Regions from separate parts of the Homo sapiens genome. Here region 2 is linked to region 1. Evidence: read pairs that join two places in POLR2A ChIA-PET (ENCODE). Cell type or tissue: GM12878. All regions are shown on one strand. Links, peaks and the distances in the headings refer to the core of each region. The heading gives the core; the rest is flanking DNA.

The links. Peaks named below come from ENCODE experiments on the same cell type or tissue, not always from the same donor. Only the 100,000 strongest peaks of a DNase experiment are listed, where the experiment ranks them.
Region 2: POLR2A ChIA-PET joins it to region 1 with 7 read pairs; 2 of 35 experiments call an interaction of 5 or more read pairs at or near these places.

Annotation. Positions count from the first base shown.
Region 1 is chr14:42,400,928-42,406,319 of GRCh38, forward strand. No RefSeq gene overlaps it. Among named protein-coding and RNA genes, the nearest start is that of LRFN5, 800 kb to the left of the region's middle. In GM12878, for the core only: no CTCF peak of the experiment used is centred there; no DNase peak of the experiment used is centred there.
Region 2 is chr14:42,467,521-42,472,912 of GRCh38, forward strand. No RefSeq gene overlaps it. Among named protein-coding and RNA genes, the nearest start is that of LRFN5, 860 kb to the left of the region's middle. In GM12878, for the core only: no CTCF peak of the experiment used is centred there; a DNase peak (open chromatin) is centred at 2,531.

The DNA of each region.
Region 1 (5,392 bases), core at 69-5,068:
TAATTGCTATCAGCCCTTGTCCCTTGTCAAAACATTATTCATATTATTCTTAATTATTTAAAAGTCTAGTCCAATATAATGACCACATAACTCCAAGCTGTTTTATAACTGACACACTTTCCCAATTCAGGTTTACCTTAAATCTGAAAAACCTGCAGTGGGAAAGGTGACGATGGTTCACATTTTCCTCCACTTACTATGGCTGTTCGAGGTCCCTTGAGAGTTTGAGCTCTACCAGAGAGAGGCAGTAAAAAGAAAGCCAGGACATTTGTGACCTTAACTTCTTGTTAGTACGTTTTTCGATGCTGTAATTATATATGATCTTTGGCTCATTCTCTCTTGGGGTTGCTTAGAAACTGTCTTACTCCATTGAACTTTTATCATTATAAGTTCACTTCACATAGTGATAAATTCTCAGCCTTTTATTTATAACTTCCTTTTTGCCCCTTGGTTTCCAATGACTCATCTATCTCATGGGGTTACCTTGCCCATCCAGTCAGGTATTCTTGTAATACCTTTCCATAAAGAACCCAGTTCAGCCTTCTTCTGTGGATTCACATATTAGCTATGAAAAACTAGCCCATCATCTTTCTCCAAATTTTGGAAAGCAGGCACTCTGCAAAACAGACTTCTTTCTTTTCCCTGACATAAGGCAAGGGAGCTCCACTCAGGTTCCTTTGGCTGTAGGCTTCCCCAGGTCAGAGTCTTAGGCCAGTCCTTTATATTTGAAAAATATTCGGGCTAATTATAAGATTTTTTACTAACAAAAATATTTTTTTCTTTATCTTCTGGCATTTAACATTAGATATTTTTTGTTTGTTCGTATTTCCTAGCTTCCTATCTTTCTATGTTGCATTATGCTTAATATATTCCAATCTATTTTCAAGTTTATAAACTTTCTCTTTGGCTCTGCCTATTTTGCTATATAAGTTTTCAATAATATTGCTAGTATTTTTTATTTCTAAAAAATTCTAAAAATCTGCCTTGTCATGCTTAATAACATCTTGCTCCTTGGTCAACTTTTAATGCCATTTTATTTATCCGGATAATCCATATGTGGCAATTTACCTTATTTGTAATTCTAATACTTGATGTTTCTGAAGGACAATTTTATTTTTTTTCTGTTGAATCTTGCTCCTTTTTGTGTTTGTATTTTGTTTGTATTGGTTTTTGTTGCTTTTGTTTTATGTTTAGCTGATACTTAACTAAATTCAAACTGATGAAACTACTTGTGTTTTGTTTCTAGAGATAATTTGTATTTTCTGCTGCATCTGGAGGTGTTACCACCTTTAATTTACTTATTTGACCTAAGAATTTTCTAGAATCTCTGCCCAGAAATCAGAAATCAGAAATGACTCTTATATATGTTGTTTTGAGCTACATTCGCCACAGACATAACTAATAATAAGGGAGACTTTTAAGTTGAGCATTGTTTCTGGCTATGTCTCCCAAAGAAAATCAAGCTCAATCTTAGAAAGACAAGACAGAATGAATAAATAGGAGGAGGCAATTACCAGTCACAAAATGACCTATTTGAGAATGGCATTGTTTCAATACTCAGACTGTCAGTTAGCTGCATGAAAATTTCAGGTAAAACTCAGTGGAAGGTTCTAAAATATTTGCTAAACTTCTTGATTTAGGCACATAACATTTTTAGCATAAGATAATCATCTATTATTTTTGAAAACTATAGTAGAGACATTCTAGTTTAACTTTTGAAAGCTGATTTTAATTTCATTCGCTTTCTCTTAAGTCGGTAAAATGTCGAAATATGTCAAAAACATTATTTGTAATAAAATAGTGTACTTTTGGTACATAAACATTAAACATTTTTTTATTATCTGTGATTTTCAGAGAGAGTTCTAGTGTCATAACAAATATTTCTACTGATGACAGTTTTGAGAAAATATTTCAGCCTCTAGCATTTTTATATTGACTCCAGGAACTTTAACTAAAACATTGAATAAAGAGATTGAAAAGGCAAGTTTATTGATTAAAATGAATTTATGTATATTGTGTTGCATGGTAAATAACTATACACTAAAAAGATTTATGAAATTCAGACATTACTAATCAATATAGGTAGTAATGTGGCCTCCAATTCTTTGCCTCAAGAACTATATATATTTTTAATTTATTATTATTATTATTTAGAGACAGAGTATGGCGCTATTGCTCAGGCTGGAGTGCAGTGGCATGCCATAGCTCACTGCAACTTCCTAGGCCCAAATGATTCTCTTGCCTTAGCCTCCAGAGTAGCTAGAACTACAGTTACATGCCACCACGTCTGGCTATCTTTATTTTTTTATTTTCCTGTAGAGACAAGATCTCACTATGTTGCCTAAGCTGGCCTCTATCTCCTGGCTTCAAGCAGTCCTTCCACTCAACCTCTCACGATGGCTATGTTTTCTGTTTTTTTGTTTTTTGTTTTTTTTTCTCTCCTTGTCTCGGGTGGTTGAAATTTTATAAGTAAAAGATCCTACCAGATTCATAGGGAGATACAATTAAGGATATATCCATTAGATAAAATTACAGAAATGAAAGACAATCTCTGAAACTGTTATCAAGAAAGATTTCACATCAGAAGTGAAAAATCCGGGACTCTAGAAGAATTCATAGAAATATTCCCTGTCTAGAAGGATATGCTGAGTACAGATGTTTCAAACTGACAGAGCAAAGATACAAAAGTTCAAAGTTCCAGTGCAGAGTGACATGTAGCTTAGTGTGGCTTGCATGGAAAAGAGAAGAAACTTGAGAATAGTGCCATATGAAGTCACCTGTAAAATGTGGAATTTTAAACTTTGTTTTACTCAAGGAAGAGAATCAGCGGATTTAAAATAATGTCTAATTTCAATAAATAAGCAAGCTCATTTACTCTTAAACCATAAATATAAGGACTCTATCTTATGAGTAAAGGTTTTAAACTTCGGAAAGGTATAAACAGTGGAGAAATTTTTACTGATTCATCTATAAATATTCTTTGATAATTGTCCACATAGTATGCCTTGTCTATTATTGCTTGGTTCACCTTTCTATGTAGGAGCTCAACAGAAGTCATTTTTTCCTAAGTTTTGGTATTTATACCTCATTTACCAAGAGGATCTAGGAAACAAATATGCATATTTATTGAGTTAATGTACTTTAATCTCATGATATTTACAAGTTTGTGGGAAATTTTACTTTCTGGGAAGAAAGAAAGAGAAATAAACTGATGATACCATACATAACTAAAAATAGTGGAAGTACATTTTTCTATAGTTTATTTGAAGAGTATTTGCCATGTTTTATTCAATAAAAGATAATGAAAACCCTTACATAAAAAATTAAGCTATAGTGACTATAAAATTGTATCCAATAAAAGAGCTAAGAATTCAGAAACAAATTTAAATTTCTACAAAAGCATAAGTTTTAGTAACTTATATTGTCCTTGGTGGGGAAAAGTCAATTTGAGGAGCTTTAAATGTGTCTCCTCAGGTATAAGAAGAGTTACACATTTAAAAATATGGGGCTTACCATTTTCGGCCTTTAAATTGATGCTTACTCTTAAAAAATGTAGTTTGCTGCATTAATAATACAGAAGTTATTGTTTCTTTGAAGCTTTCATTCCCAACTGAAACTTTCAGTAGATGTATACTTCAAGAAAATTTACTTTTTACTGGAGACAAAAATACTTCTTCTCATATAATTATCTCTTTGAAATGGGACCTTTCCATTGCACTGGGAGTGAGAGAAATATAAATAATCAAATTAGTATACCGGTGAGGCTACAGACAGAGGTAACATTGGCTAGAAAACTGGCCTTCTCCAAAACAGCACGGTACTGGTACCAAAACAGAGATATAGACAAATGGAACAGAACAGAGGCCTCAGAAATAACACCACACATCTACAACCATCTGATCTTTGACAAACCAGACAAAAACAAGAAATGGGGAAAGGATTCCCTATTTAATAAATGGTGCTGGGAAAACTGGCTAGCTATATGTAGAAAGCTGAAAGTGCATCCCTTCCTTACACCTTATACAAAAATTAATTCAATATGGATTAAAGACTTAATTGATAGACCTAAAACCATTAAAAACCTAGAAGAAAACCATTCAGGACATACGCATGGACAAGGACTTCATGACTAAAACACCAAAAGCAATGGCAACAAAAGACAAAATTGACAAATGGAATCTAATTAAACTAAAGAGCTTCTGCACAGCAAAAGAAACTACCATCAGAGTGAACAGGCAACCTACAAAATGGGAGAAAATTTTTGCAATCTACTCATCTGACAAAGGGCTAATATCCAGAATCTACAAAGAACTCAAACAAATTTACAAGAAAAAATCAAACAACCCCATCAAAAACTGGGCAAAGGATATGAACAGACACTTCTCAAAAGAAGACATTTATGCAGTCAACAGACACATGAAAAAAATGCTCATCATCACTGGTCATCAGAGAAATGCAAATCAAAACCACAATGAGGTACCATCTCAACACCAGTTAGAATGGCAATCATTAAAAAGTCAGGAAACAACAGGTGCTGGAGAGGATGTGGAGAAATAGGAACACTTTTACACTGTTGGTGGGACTGTAAACTAGTTCAACCACTGTGGAAGACAGTGTGGCGATTCCTCAAGGATCTAGAACTAGAAATACCATTTGACCCAGTGATCCCATTACTGAGTATATACCCAAAGGATTATAAATCATGCTGCTATGAAGACACATGCACACGTATGTTTATTGCAGCACTATGCACAATAGCAAAGACTTGGAATCAACTCAAATGTCCATCAATGCAGACTGGATTAAGAAAATGTGGCACATATACACCATGGAATACTATGCAGCTATAAAAAGGATGAGGTCATGTCCTTTGTAGGGACATGGATTAAGCTGGAAACCACTATTCTGAGCAAACTATCACAAGGACAGAAAACCAAACACCACATGTTCTCACTCATAGGTGGGAATTGAACAATGAGAACACTTGGACACAGGGCAGGGAACATCACACACCAGGGCCTGTCATGGGGTGAGGAGAGTGGGGAGGAATAGCATTAAGAGAAATACCTAATGTAAATGACGAGTTAATGGGTGCAGCACGCCAACATGGCACATGTATACCTATGTAACAAAGGTACACGTTGTGCACATGTACCTTAGAACTTAAAGTATAATAAAAAAAAAAAAGAAAAAAAAAAAAAGAAAACTGGTCTTCTGTCCTGAGATTTGTCCTTTCCCTATTCTAGTTAGATCCTGGCCCCTACTTAACCACTATTGTGACCTAGCCATGGACTTTGCCACTTCAGATACATTCTGTTACACTCCACCCTGGTCTTCATTTTCTACTTATCGTCAAGTTTTAAATAACTTAAAAATCAAAAAAGTAATTAAA
Region 2 (5,392 bases), core at 83-5,082, 67 kb after region 1:
TTGACTTTACTTTTGTGTATAATGTAATATAAGTGTCTAATTTCATCCTTTTGCATGAGGAGATTTAGTTTTCTCAATGACATTTATTGAAAAGACTATCACTCCCCCATTGCGTATCCTTGGCACCCAAGCTGAGGATCAGTTGATTGTATATGCATGGGTTTCTTTCTGGACTCTCTATTCTATTCCATTGCCATGCTGCTATACTTACTGTTGCTTTGTAATATATTTTGAAATCCAGCAGTGTGGTACCTCCAACTTTGCTGTTCTTTTTTAAGACTGCTGTGGGTGTTCAGATATTTTGTAGTTCCTTGTAATATTTAGTATTTTTTTCTGTTCCTGTGAAAATGACATTGGGTTTTGATAGGAATTTTATTGAGTCTGAAGACTGCTTTGGGTAACATAGGTGTTTTGACAATATCAAGTCTTCTAATCTATGAACACTGTGTGTCTCTCCATTTACTTGTCTCTTCTTTAATTTATTTCATCAATGCCCTATAGTTTTCAAAATACACATTTGTAAAACCTAAAACTATAAAGCTCCTAGAGAAAACATAGAGGAAAAGCTTCATGATATTGGCCTCAGCATAGTTTCTTTGATATGTCACCAAAAGCACAAAAAACAAAATTAAAAATACACAAGTAGGACAACATCAAACTAAAAAGCTGTGCACAGCAAAAAAAAAAAAAAAAAAAAAAATCAACAGAGTGAAAAGGCAACCTAAGAAATGTGACAAAATATTTGTAAACCGTATAACTGATAAAGTATTAATATGCAAAACACATAACTCTTACAGCTCAATAGCAAAAGAAAATCAAATAACTTCATTAAAAGTAGACAAATTATGTTGATGGTTATTTCTCCAAAGAAAACAAATGGTCAACAAGTGTATGAAAAGTTGCTCATCGTCACTAATCACCACGGAAATGAAAATTAAACCACAAGAGATATTAGCTCACACCAGTTAGAATGGCTATTTTTTTTTAAAGATAAGGGTTGGCAAGCGTTGTGAGGAAATTAGAACCGTTGAGCACTATTAGTGAGAGTGTAAAATGCTACAGCTGCTATGGAAAAAAGTATGGAAAAGTATGGAGGTTCTTCGAAACTTAAAAATAGAGCTATCATTTATCCAGCAATCACACTTCTAGATATATTTTCAAAAGAATTGAAATCATCTCACAACAGGTACTCCCATGTTCATTGCAGCATTATTCACAAAGGACAAGATACACAAACAACCTGAATGTCCATCAATGTGTGAATGAATAAATAATCACATTTTCTTTATCCATTCTTTATTGAAGTTAAATAATATTCCATATATATAATATTCCAGGTAAACAGAATAATATTCCACCTTAATAAAGAAGGAAATCCTTCTATATGCAACAACATGGAAACACCTGGAGGACATTATTCTAAGTGAAATAAGCAGTCACAGAATGACACATACAGCCTGATTCCACTTATATGAGCTACCTAAAGTAGTCAACTCTCACAGAGGCAAAGAGTAGAATGTAGAATGGTGATTGCCAGGGGCTAGAGGGAGGAGGACATGGGGCATTGCAACTCAAAGGCTACAAAGTTTAAGTTATCCAAGATGGGTAACTTCTAGAGAACTGTTGTACGATATTGTTCTAGTTAACAATATTGTATGTGTACCTCAAAATTTAAGAAGGTAGGTCTCATGTTAGGTATTATTACCCAAATAAAAAAATTGTACAAAAACGTTAATTGCATATTGATACAAGGTAGAACCATGAGAGTCGTGAAACACTACACAGAATTATATAGTATTATTCCATAAAAAGAAAGCATTGTCAGAAATATAAGGAAACATCTGAGTAGTATTAAAATGTTATGCATTACGATAATAATCTGGTAGGTCAAGGAGATAAAAGTAAATCTTTAAGGACTTAAGGAACTTGAATTATTTAATGTTTTCATAAATAACTGTGCATGGTTATAATGTTGTACCTTAACAATGAGAAATGCATTTTCTCAAGCATCATGTACCCATGTACCACTTACAAATGTTGCTCATAATCTATACCATATTTTAATTTCTAAAATAACACGTTTATAACTTTCTTATATCAATAATAAAATATTGCTAGAAACTAATACCGAAACTTTGAGGAAGGAAGAAAATTACTCAGATATTTTAGGAATTGTTGTATGAATAAGGACTGCCTTACATAAACTGGAAAATAGCAAATGTCAGGCCAAGATAGCTGACTAGAAACAGCTTGTGTGCTTGGCTCTCACCGAGAAAATGAAGACTGATGAGTGGACACTAGTTCTTCAACTGGAACAGACATGCTGACACACTATGATTCATCAGGGAAACAGCGTGACCTATGGAGAACAGAGAAGAGCAAGACAGGACAACTGTCCACCTAGAAGTGGCATGGAGCAGGGGATGTCTATTTAAGGTTTTTGGTATTGCTGATGCTGTGATATATTTAATTTTCCCTTAGATTGAAAATGATCCTCTGAAAAATCTAAAGCACATTACATATGGGTTGAGGATATTTCTGAGTCTATGAAACAGTGGGGCAGAAAAGCACTAAGTATTTGACTTTCTGGCACACAAAACCGAAAGTCAACCACAAGGTACGTATTTAACTTCTACAAAAATGGATCTCCAACTTTTGACCTCAAAATTGAGTACAATTGAATGAGATTGTCATTCATTAACTTTAACATTACTGCCTTCCCCCCACCCCCCAAAAATATCATAGATTTCAGATTGTTTTTTAAAAATCTGGAGGCTGGGCACAGTGGCTCATGCCTGTAATCCCAGCACTTTTGGAGGCCGAGGCAGATAAATCACCTGAAGTCAGCAATTCAAGACCAGCCTGGTCACCATGGTGAAACTCCATCTCTACTAAAAATACAAAAATTAGCCGGCTGTGGTAGTGGGTGTCTGTAATCCCAGCTACTTGAGAGGCTGAGCAGGAGAATGGCTTGAACCCAGGAGGGGAGGCGGAGGTTGCAGTGAGCTGAGATCACACCATTGCACTCCAGCCTGAGCGACAAAGTGAAACTCCATCTCAAAAAAAAAAAAAAAAAAAAAAAAATTGGATTAGGCTTTTTTCTGTCCTCATTTCCAATTTTTGTTTCTAAAAATAACTCTTTTTTAGGTGGGTTCTTTTATTTAACTGATTTTCTGTTGGCTTCTTGCCTTAGTTTTGCAGCCAAAAAATTCTGGACCAAACTGCATGATTCCTCAACTAGATATGAGCTTATAACACTGTTTTATTCTCATTATTTATTGGCTCTCATATCTTGGTCTGCACCTGTTTAGACACCTGACATTTTCCCCTATCCTTATGGAGATAGATAAAAAAAAAGGCTCAAAGATTTATTTATTTATTTATTAATATATTAATGAAAAAATCTCATAGATGTTTGACCAACCTTCTTCGCTTTTTCCTCCTTACCTAATATCACCAAGAGGTGAAAGAAAGAAATAAGCTTTATTGTCCTAGGAAATGATTGGACTTATAACTGTGAAGGAAGAGGAAAGTAGATTTCAAGGACATTAGTTTTATTAATAAGGCCAAACATGCCAAAATACTTTTTTATGGCTTGGTATTTGCACATCCCCTGTGCACTTAAACAAAATTATATTTTGATCATAAAGAGTGAGAAGGCATATTTAGAGTCACTTTCTATGATTTCTACTGCCTACAAAAAAACCCTGACATTTTTATTTCAGAAAAATATTTACTTTTATTATTTTTGTAATGCTTTATTTTAACAATATGTGTATGCTTTACATAATTTTAAGTCAAAGTATTAGAAGTTAAAAGATAAGATTTTATAATGTGTTCTATGCAAGGATGAATTTGATAAAGTTTGAAAATTAATCTTCAATATCTCTTTAACCTTGGGATCCTACTCTATTTAAGTACGTAAATCTCTGATGAGAAATAGCCTGATATAAGAAAAAACCCTAATATGAATTACTATGGAACAGTTTCCATATTTTCTCCTTTTCTCTGTTGTGATTTACCTTGATTTTAACCATGAGACCCATTATTTTTCATAACAGCTATTTAAATAATAAGTTAATTCATGGAAACGTGTTAATAATTTTCTTTCACTGATAATATAATTACTTTGATTGATGTCCTTCTAGAGATATATTAGCTTATATCCCAGAAATAATATTTAACTGGGAATTTCTGGTTTCTTGTACATTACATTGAATCATGTAATATTTTTTCTTCAAAAAATAAGTCACAGAATGCAATATTTTTGTTCTTCAAAAAATAAGTCACATAATGAGCAGTTGTATACCTGCAACTGGTTCTTCTCAAACCACAAAGCAAATTTCCTCCTACCATCCAATCATCATTAGTTGAATGGAAGTTGTTTTGTTTTTTACTGCTCTTGATTTGTCTCTCTAGATCTTCTCATAAGTTAAGAACTTTTCATAAATTTTTAATGCCAGAGTAAATAAACACTAATGGCTATTAAGCATATGACAAAGTATTAAACTTCTATATGAAAGAGGTGAAATAAAACAAAACAGTAGTAAATGTATGACATTTAAAATATTTTAAAGAAATACAATATTGTTATTGTCACCGAATAGAAATGAGATTACTGAATGCCTACTCAGGATACATTTTCTTCTTTAGTAAATTTTCTTTCCTAATTTGTATGGATGACGCTGCAATTAGTTAAGAGACCTATTCCTAATGACCCTTTATAACTAGGTTTGGTCATGTGATAGAGTTTTATCAAATAATGTATGAAGGCAATTGTGATATGAGATTTTGAGTAAGGTTGATAAGTGGCAAAGGTCCCTAGAAAATGCTTCCTGTTTGTCATTCCTTCCTTGTTCCTTCTTGCAAACTGTGATACAAGAACAACCTTTTTGTACTTGAGGATGGGAGTCAGCAAATAGAAGCAGTAAAGCAGAAAGCTCCTGGGTTTCTGATAATTATGGAGGGCCCACAAAAGCCTTGGACTACCTACTTCTGGACTTCTTTTATATAAAAAATAAACATTATTTGTTACTCATTCTGGGGAGACAAGTAAAAACTCTTATTGATGGGAGTTTATTTTTCTAAATTTATGGACAATTAATCAAATGTATTAAAATACTTAAAATTATGTATCTCTATCAAGATCTTTATGCAAAAAAAAAAAAAAAAAAGAGAAATCCTTAGTGTCTCTTTTCCCCCTCGCATCTAAATGATGAAATAATTATTTTGGCTTCTCTGTGTAATACATTTAGATACCAATCCTTCCTTATTATACCTTCTGCCACCTACCTAGTCTAAGCCCAAAGTTACCATTGTTTCTTTCCTGGGTCAATGCAATAAAATCCTAAGACGCGTTTCTTCTTTCAGTCCTACACACTCTTTGTCTACT